Regions from separate parts of the Homo sapiens genome. Here region 1 is linked to region 2. A link is a contact called in ENCODE Hi-C or POLR2A ChIA-PET data. All regions are on one chromosome and are shown on one strand. The core of a region is the stretch at or near the end of the contact, and the rest is flanking DNA. Distances in the headings are between cores, read along the strand shown.

The links. Hi-C counts contacts between places; a loop is a spot of excess contacts on that map. ChIA-PET counts read pairs that join two places held with the same protein, here RNA polymerase II (POLR2A). Pooled maps may share reads with other maps.
Region 1: a map of CD14-positive monocyte shows a loop between it and region 2 (2.4-fold over the local background). The contact joins two enhancer-like sites. A Hi-C loop is called at or near these places in 4 of 168 maps with a recorded cell type or tissue (CD14-positive monocyte, heart left ventricle and psoas muscle), 1 of 37 single-sample maps with no recorded cell type and 4 of 50 pooled maps. POLR2A ChIA-PET finds 5 or more read pairs at or near these places in 1 of 52 experiments (CD8-positive, alpha-beta memory T cell).

The regions. Positions count from the first base shown.
Region 1 is chr1:116,353,547-116,358,682 of GRCh38, reverse strand. No RefSeq gene overlaps it. Among named protein-coding and RNA genes, the nearest start is that of ATP1A1, 17 kb to the left of the region's middle. Within about 2 kb of position 1,847, at least 3 of the 41 ENCODE cell types and tissues checked have a DNase peak (open chromatin) inside an H3K27ac peak, as active enhancers do.
Region 2 is chr1:116,178,068-116,183,164 of GRCh38, reverse strand. No RefSeq gene overlaps it. Among named protein-coding and RNA genes, the nearest start is that of MAB21L3, 69 kb to the right of the region's middle. Within about 2 kb of position 3,629, at least 4 of the 41 ENCODE cell types and tissues checked have a DNase peak (open chromatin) inside an H3K27ac peak, as active enhancers do.

The DNA.
Region 1 (5,136 bases), core at 598-3,097, 180 kb before region 2:
TGTTTTATGTATTTCATGACAATTCCAATCAAAATCACAGTAGGAATTTCTGAAATTATGGTAAACTGATTTTAAATTTTATAAGAAAGCATAAAGGCTCTTGAGTAACTAAGCAATTTTGAAAAAGAACAAAAGAATAGAACCATTTTACTAGAAAATGAGATTTGAGAAAGACATAGTAACTGATGTTATAAAGTTTAGGTGCAGAATAAGCAAAGAGACGAAAGGGAAAAATGAAAAGTCCCCAAATCAAACTGTGCATCTGTGAAAAATAAGTAATGATGGGGACAGCTTGACAAGTGCATAGCAAAAGAAAAGGCCAATTTAGAAAATACTTCAGAGAAAAGTATTACTATAGGGAGAAAAATACAGTTGAATCCCTATATTGACCCATTTAAAAAAAAAGCTCAAAATGGAGTAATTTCAAAATGTGAAAGGAAACCTGTAAAGTGAATAGAAGAAAATGTAGGGGAATATCTGTTTGCCCTTGGGTGGTAGAAAAATTATTAAATAAAGCCTCATATGCTCAAGCTGTCAAGAAATAAATTGACGAATTGTACACTAATCAAAAATGAAAGACTTGTGTTCAATGAAGGGCATCGTGAACAAAGTTAACAGTGACAAGTGACTGGTGACATTCTAGAAGTCTTTGCAATGCCTAAAACTTTAAAGGTATCAATAGCTAGAATGTACCAGAGATTAATGCAGGTCAGCAATAATAAAGATAGAAAAAAGTGATAGAAAAAAAGACGATGCGGATAGGCAATTCACAGAAGGGGAATCCTGAGTGGTTTATAATCTCCTGAAGACATAGATACTCAACCTAACCATCAATCAGAGAACAGCACAACAGAGCACTATTGAGATGGTACTTCAAATCCATCAGATTGGCAAAATCTACACAATCAGACAACACCAAGGGCTATTGAGTATAAGTTGGAACAAAACCTTTGCCCTGCTGGTGTGGGAAGGTAAATTACTATAGCTCTTCCAGAAAGCAATATAGCAATTTTTATAGAAATCTTGTATGCATGATCCTATGACTCAGCAATCTCCTTTCTGAGTACATGCCTCAGAGAAACTGTCCATAGTGGAAACTGAGGTGGATGGATCACTTGAGGCCAGGAGACCAGCCTGGCCAACATGGCGAAACACTGTCACTACTAGAATAGAAACAACTAGCTGGACATGGTGGCACATGCCTGTAGTCCCAGCTACTTGGGAGGCTGAGGTGGGAGAATAGCTTAAACCTGGGAGGCAGAGGTGGCAGTGAGCCAAGATCACACCGCTGTGCTCCAGCCTGGGTGACAGAGCAAGACCCTGTCTCAAAAAAAGAAAAGAAAATTTCTCTCTATGGACAGTTTCCCTGATCCTCATATAAAACAGTAAGTACAGTAAATTTGCAAGGAGGTTCATGAAAGAGTTTTTCAGGATGAGGGTCCATCCTGAAGTACATAGATGATGTTTGGTGTGTGCATTTGACAGAAAAGGGTGCAGCAGGCAGAAGTATTAAATTAGATCGACATGTAACACACAGATATCTCTCAAAAACACGATGTTGAAGGAATTAAAGTTAGAAATCAAGTAAGATTTCTAGCACAATGTAATTTATGTAATTTAAAAGCAAAGACATATAAAGACTTTCTTATGGTATACATTTATCTAAACAAACATTTGCAATTTGGACTGGAAGGACACACATTAAATACAGTAGAGTGGGTGCTGGAGAAGGGAGAGAAGTGAGAACTGAGGCTGTAGGGTGAAAAGGAGAAAATAAAACAAAAAGGGGCCCTGCACAAAATAGGAAGGATATGACGTGGACCTAAGAGAATGAGTGATTCAGTACTGCATGGAAACTTCCCAGGAGGGGAAAGGTCAGAGTGGTTTGGGAATATCCAAAAGGCTTTTCAAAAAAGAGTTGGAATATGAATAGTTATGGGTAAAGTAATTAGTACATAAAGATGATGGTTAATAACGTCCAGAATGTCCAGAATAAATGTCTCACTGAGAGTGAAATTAGAAAGAATCAAAATGCAATAGAAAATCCTACATAGACATGTCTACATTTTTCAGTAACATTGTATATACTTTCTTTTCTCATCAATCTTGTTCTTTTAAAACAGAAATCTATTAAAAGTGGCTACTACTATGATGCAAAGCTGAGTGGCAGTGCTTACTTTTAAGAACTTTTCATGTGTGTATTAGAGATACATATGTTGATTATGAAAAATGAAAATATAGTCTTATAAGTCTTCTACTTTAGTTTTATTCTTGACGTGCTTATTTTTAACAACCTTCCTTCCTTCCTCCCTCCCTCCCTCCCTCTCTCTCTCTCTCTGTCTTTCCTTCCTTCCTTCCTTCCTTCCTTCCTTCCTTCCTTCCTTCCTTCCTTCCTTCCTTCCTTCCTTCCTTCCTTTCTTTCTTTCGAGACAGAGTCTCACGCTGTAGCCCAGGCTGGAGTGTAGCAATGATATTGGCTCACTACAACCTCCACCTCCCAGGCCCAGGTGATCCTCCCACCTCAGCCTCTCAGGAAGGTGGGATTATAGGCATGCTCCACCATACCCAGCTAATTTTTTGCGTATTTTGTAGAGATGGGGTTTTGCCATGTTGCCCAGGTTAGTCTCAAACTCCTGGGCTCAAGCTATCCACCTGCCTCACCTTCCCAAAGTGCTAAAATTATAGGCATGAGCCACTGTGCCTAGCCATGAACAAACTCATGCATTGTAATTGAGTCCTTGTGTTGCTTATGGAAAAGTATACATTCATTTTGATTCAGAAAACACACAAGGCTGAGTGTGGTGGCTCACACCTGTAATTCCAGCACTTTGGGAGGCAGAGGTTGGCAGATCACTTGAGCTCAGGTGTTCAAGACCAGCTTGGGCAACATAGCGAAACCCCGTCTCTACAAAAAATATAAAAATTAGCTGGACATGGTGGTGTGCATCTGTAGTCCCTGCTACTTGGGAGGCTGAAGCGGGAGGATTGCTTGGGCCCAGGAGGTCGTGGCTGAAGTGAGCTGTGTTTGTGCCACTGCACTTCAGCCTAGGTGACAGAGTAACACTCTGTCTCAAAAAATAAAACAAAACAAAATAAAATAAACAGAAAACTAAAAATATAATGGTTAAAAATCCACCTTCTTAGTTATTTTGACATCCAAAAGGAAGTTTCAAGGTAGGTAAAATGAGATGACAGAATTAAGATAAAATATTACTTGTACAGATGACAATATGGACCTAAAGTGACAAGATAAAATTCGACAGGGATAAATATTAGCTCCAGCATTTAAATTCAATAAAATCAATAGCCCAAATAGAGAATGAGAGAATTCTGGCTCTACAATTGTCAGTGAGAAAAGGATCCGGGGTGTTTAGTTGACTGCAGGCTTAAGTTGAGCCAATGGTATGTGTCTGCTAAAAAAATTAGCTCAGTATTTCGGCTGCATCAGTGGAAGTGCAGAGAGCAAATCACAGGCAACCACATTTAACTGTACTCTGTGCTGGTCGAGTGTCATCTGGATTATAAGTCCAATAGTAGACATCAAAATCTGTTCAAAAATAATCGTTTTGGTTATAAAAATAACACATGTTGAAAAAGATACACAAATGACCAATAAGCACATGAAAAGATGCTCAATATCATTGGTTATTAGGAAATGCAAATCAAAACCTTAATGAAATACCACTTCACACCCAGTAGAATAAACATAATAAGAAAGATGGGTAATAACAAGCGTCGCCAACAATGTGAAGCAATGGAAAGATACATACCTTGCTGGTGGAACTGTAAAATGGTGCAGCCACTTTGGAAAAACAATTTGGCAGGTTCTTGAAAAATTGAACATAGACTTACCATATGGCTCAGCAATCTTAGCCTCCTAGGTATCTAAGAAATGAAAACACGTTCACACAAAAACTTGCAGCATTATTTACAACACCCCCAAAATGGAAACAACTCAATGCCCATCAACTGACGAATGAATAAATAATGTATATATCCACACAACAGGATACTATTTGACAATAAAAAGGAACAGAGTGCTGATACATGTACTATAATATGGGTGAATTTCAAAAGCAATCTATTCAGTGTAATAAGCTAGACACAAAATGCCGCATGTTGCATTATTTCATTTATATCAAATGTCCAAAATAGGAAAGTATGTGGACACAGAAAGTAGACAAGTGTTTGCCTAGGGCTGGGGTAGGAAAGGGAAGTAATTGAAATGGGAGCAAAGTATCTTTTTAGGGTGATGGAAATGTCTGAAGTTAGATTGTAGTGATAGTTGCACAGCTGTCAATATACTAAAATTCATTGAACCATACACTTGAAATGAGTGAATTTTATGGTATATAAATTATATCTTAATAAAGACGTTAGAAAAAAATAGCACATGTTCATCATAAAAACTCAAGCAACATAAAAAGTTAAGCAAAGAAAACAAACAAAAAAAACAAAGGAAATATAAACAAACAAAATGCCCCAAATTCTATTACCCAGAAATAGCCATGATCAATATCAATATTTAAGGAATATCTATATATCTATGTGTCTCTCTCTATATATATATATCTTTTTAATTTTTTAAATTATTATTATTTTTTTTAAAGATCAAGTCTCACTCTGCTACCCAGGTTGGAGTGCAGTGGTGTGATCTCAGCTCACTGCAACCTCTGTCTCCCAGGTTCAAGCAATTCTCCTGCCTCAGCCTCCCGAGTAGCTGGGATTACAGGTGTCTGTCACCACGCCCAGCTAATTTTTGTATTTTTAGTAGAGATGGGGCTTCACCATGTTGGCCCAGGCTGATGTCAATCTCCTGACCTCTGGTGATCCACTCGCCTCAGGCTCCCAAAGTGCTGGGATTACAGGCATGAGCCACCACACCTGGACATTCTAGATATTTTTAAAATGCACATTGACAGGCACAAACAGAGAGGTAATGAGAGAGAAATGATTTTGCACAATGGTATCATACAATATGTGTTTTTTTCTATTAAATTATTAAAACAAACTTTTCTTGAATTTAATGGAATAGGTGTGTTTTTTTAGGAGATGACTAAGAAAGAAGGCTCCGAAACCAGACTCTTTGTGTTTGTATTCTGGCTCTGCCACTCATTAGCTGTAAGATCGTGGCAA
Region 2 (5,097 bases), core at 2,380-4,879:
TTAAAGACTCAAATAAGATCAACTGCATAATTTGTGAGGTCCCGTGCAATATGAGAATGCAAAATCTCTTGTTCAAAAATTACTAAGAATTTCAGGCAGCAACGGTGGAACATTAAACCAAACATGGGGCTCTTCTGAGTCCAGGGTCCTGTGCGACTACATGGATACCACACTCCTCACGTTGGCCCTAGACCCAAGGCTATCTATTGAGCTGGGCAGTTGGAGATTCTTGGTTAATTCAGGTGGGGTGTGGAGGACAAAAGCAGAGGAGAGTGCAGTAGGTTGAGAAGCAAATGGGAGGTGAGGATATAGAGATGGCACTAAGTAAGACTCCTTGGAAAAAATAGAACCAGGAGAAAGCTGGCAAAATAGGGGAAAAGAGGAGAGTGGGCGGAGGCCAAATGTACCCAGCAAACTGCTGCACAGGCATTTTCTGTCTCTCTATTGTGGGCCAGCTTGTGTTGGAGCCTGGGGGCGACTTTCATGTAAGGCAGGTGGGAGAGGGGCTGAGGCTGAGAGCTGCAATCACACCTTCTCAGGACACATGCCACTGCAGAGACCTGCGTTTGAAGAGCTAGGTTCCAACTTGGTTCTGCTATGAACTAGCAAAATTCTGAATCACTGTGCCTTAGTTAGCTCAGCTGTCAACAGGCTATGGAAACGTGTCACATGGCCCATATGAGGGTGACTTGCTACAAAGGAAGGCACAGCTATTGCCCTTTGAACAGACACTTTGGTCCTGCCCTCCTCTCCACTACTGACCCCAGCCCCTTAGTACTAATTTTAAGGACAGGTGTCAATTTTAACAGATCCTATTAACATATAATGATACTATCAGTATGAGTGGTGGGTGGGATGGTGCAGGGAGGGGCAGGAAAGGAAGAGGTAGATGGTGTCTGTTTATGTAACCCACTCCATTCCCTCCCACTCCCATGCTTGCCATCCACTGGGAGGCTTGGCCCAGGGCTTATGCCACTTGGTGATGTCACCCCCATCAGTGCCAGGAGACATAAATTTCATTTCCCAGAAGATGCAGCAGACAGTAGCTTCTGGACAAACAGTGACTCCAGCAATAAATATTGGCAGAGGAGAAAAACCTTTAATGGAAAAGGTTTGTGAACCTAAAGCAGGCAGACTGTAAATCCCAAAACAGGGAGGGGTTTCATACTTTTAGACCAGAAGAAAGATTCATCAGTAGCAAAATAAATAATTCCAAAGCCTATTTGAAGGAATTAAAATCTAAGTATTAAATAGAAAGCACTTCTAACTGTTAAGAAACCATGGAAATGAGACGAGCCCCTATCCAGAAAGAAAAAGCCAAGTGACCTCCTGAGATTGGTGTGGTCTGGCAGGGGAGTGCGCGGAGCTCAGGAGGATGGAGGGAGCCCACAGGAGATGGGCGGGGTTCTGCCCTCCTGGGTGAGGAGAAGAGGTGATGACTTTAGATTACACTCCAGGGAACTTACCTGAGGGTCACCCAAACCAAAACTCTGAAGGGAGGACAGCAAAGAAATCATAAATAAGGACAGATTGCAAGCTTAAAACTGTCCCCCAAATATCACTTGTCAACAAAATACATTGGGAAACTGAGCTCTAGGAGAGTTTAAATGATTGAATGTGAATTTCGTGTTGTGTTCCTCTGCAGAGTGAGTTCACTTTCAACACTGACTGCAGAAGAGAATGCAAGCTCGTCTTCATCTTACAAGATGTCGGGGCACTTGCTTTGGGACAGGCTGGTTTTTCTGAGAAGGTAATCCAGTATCCACAGGCAACAACTTGGTCTACCTGACCTAGCACACTGCAGGCCACTCCATGACTGCCCAACACCAAAGCAGACCTGCATGGGGAGGGCGGCAGGACTCCCTGGTGTGATGGCAGCTGCACAGGTTCCTATGAATCTTCTTTTGGAATGCGGGGTGGGGGAAACATGGCTATTATTGTCTGCCTCAGACGACGACATGAAAGTTCAAAGAGGTTAGGTAATGTGCTCACTATTACATAAACCTGAAGCTTCTTCCTTGGAATCTCGAACTTTTCTCATTTTCCTATTCCACCATACCAAATTCAAACTCAGAGTGAGAAATTTGCAGCAGGAATTCTGCTTCTGGAACAAGAGATTCAGATGTTCAAAAGTGGATCTAGAGACTACCTGGGGTTCCCTAACAGGCCCAAACTGTAAATCCTATTCTAGAATTGCCCCCCTGCAGGACAAGACTTCAGGAGCTTCTTCTGGGGTCTGGAGTCGGCCTTTCCCCAGTTGACCAACCGGGTTAGAGCAGGTAGAGGTGAGGAAGGGAGCTTGGCCTATGGCCCTTGCCCCGTAAAGTGTTTGCCCCCACCAGAGATCCGATGCAATCCATCACACCTGGGCCTGAGAATCTGCATTAAAGAGATCTCTGGCAGGGAACCAACAATAAGACAGGCATGGGAACCATGGCACTAGATGGTGATACCCAGAGGACATAAACCACATTTTATTCATATTATTTCACAGTGCATGATATTCAGTACATTCAAAACTTGTTTACTGAATACATGGACAGACACTTTGGTTAAAAATACCTGGATCTCAGTCTTGGCTCTGCTACTTAAAGACCATGCCTTAAGTAAGCCAATGCCCAAACTCTCTCAACTATAGTTTCCTCAGAGGTGAATTATACCTTATAGGATTGTGAAGAATATATGAGGTAAAGTGTATGAAAGAGCCGGACAAATTAAAATACACTAAAAAATGTAAAAGTTCAGAGGGAGCATTGCCAACATTAGAAATCCTTTTCTTGTCACTTATCTCTCCTTGCTACACATCTCTCTGCCAGCTTTACTAATTTATGGTTTCCCACCCTTGTCTAATATGCACTGGAGTGATGGTTGGGGGAGGAGGTAGAAAGATACATCAGCCTCAAATTGCTGACAATCTACAGTTTCTGCTCTCTTACCTAGAAGCAGTCATATTCCCAATTACCATGGCAACCTGGAGTCTGCACATCTCACACCCTGGTGTCCAGAACAATGGCCATGTGTTGGATAAGTGTGTGTTTGTGTGTGTACGCACTCAGGGCCACTGCACACCCCAGTGGCTATTAAGTAATCAAAAAGTGCGCATGGAAGACTTATGTTGATCACCCATGGGAAACAGAAAGTGCACCTTTTTGATGCTTTGGACCCGGGGTTAATAAGCTACACCCCATGGGCAAAATCTGCTTGTTTTTGCATAGCTCTCAAGCAAAGAATGGTTTTCACTTTTTTAAATGGTTAAAAAATCAAAAGAAGCCTCTTTCATGACATGTATAATTATATGAAATTCAAATGTCAATGTCTATTTTAAAAGTTTTATCAGAACATAGCCCCACTCCTCTGTTTACATGTTATCAGTGGCTGCTTTTACAGTTAAAATAGGACTGTGACAGAAACCATCTGGCCCAGAAAGTCTGAAGTATTTACTCTTGAGCTGTTTACAGAAAAAGCCTGTCCACTCCTGGTCTAGGCCTTCCATTCAACAAACTTTCACTGAGAATAGGCTCGTGTCAGGCTCTGGGTCACCCCTGGTGACTGGGAATACTGATGAATAAAGTGTGGACTTTGTCCTCATCTGGCTCAGGGTCTAGTAGGGGAGCACAGAGGCCGGGTGCAGTGACTCATGCAGGTAATCCCAGAACTTTGGGAGGCCAAGACAGGAGGCTCACTTGAGTCCAGGAATTCAAGACTGCAGTGAGCTATGATTGCACCACTGCACTCCAACCTGAGCAAGAGAGTGAGATCTTATCTCAAACAAAAAGAGAGCACAGAGTGCAAACACCTAATCCAGGATGTTTCTAGAGATGCCAGGCCCACTCTTGGATACCCTTCACCAAGTTTGTGTAGAGATCCCAGTTTGAGGTAACCTGCAAGGGATCCTAGGCAATCATGATTCCACTGAGGGCACAATTCAATTCTGTAAAAGAGCAAGCTGGTCCCTTGAAGCATAGCCAGTGGTCCCTGCAGGTGCCCAGAATATAGGGTGGCTCTCATATCCAGGTGACATCCTGTGCCAACCTGTTCTGACTGGTGCTTTGCAAACAGGTGTAGGGAGGCACACTCATGGTAGGCTGAAGTCCCTCAGGCAGCTCTCCAACAGTCCGTGGGTCACCTGTCTGCTGTGTATGGCCATGTGCCCTGTTCCCTTGGAGGATTGTTTTATTGCTTCACTGTTACCTTTTTATTGCCTGTTCAGCATGCAATCTGGTCTCTCCTGGCCTCACATGGATTTATAATGTCTCCTGCCCTGAGTAGACTCACCAAGTCTTCTGATGCCTCCTTTGGGGAGACTTCTCACAGGAGTCAAGGCAGAGCCAAAGACGTTCAGCACCAAGCATGAAGCGTTATCAGTAAAGCAGTGAAATGACAAAATACCATTCAACATGCCAATACCTAAATGTGGACCTGTTTGTTGCAGACCTACCTTCTACCAAGGATCCTTCTACCAAGGGTGACTCGACCAGGCTAAACCTAAAGGTTATACAGATCAAAGGGCACCACTTTCCTCAAAGCCGAATGCATATACAATACTTGCATAATGGAATCTATGAGCTGGGTTCAAAGATAATGGATGGGGCTAACTGGGGTTTTGAATGTGAGCCTTATCCATAACTAAGGGAATAAGATGAACTCCTTTTGCTGCTGAATGGGCAGGAACATGAGATGGTCCAGGAAAAGTCTCCAAAAGCACTAATTGGCAAGGAGAGAGGTAGGTCACATGGAGGGACCTGCTGGGGAAACAAACTCTGAGCAGGGCATCTGGGGCCTCAATATGGAGGGTGAGGGGTGCATCCACACCTGGCTGAGGAGGGAGGATTGCTGCGGCAAAGGTAGCATTGCCTGCTATGGAAGGGGCATGCCGGCAGAATGAACTTTGTGATCTTAGGGAGAGAGTTGAAAGGGACTGTGAAACTTAGAAATAAGTAAAAGATGTCAATGCGTAGAGGGGTGGCAGTGCTACAGGTTGTGTAATTTACTCTTCTCACCTGTTTTCAGGTTCTATTTTTGCCCAGCTGGGCTGAAGATGGCCCCCAGCATGCTGAGCCAGTGAGTGACACTTGTCTGTGTTTACTACATCAGCGC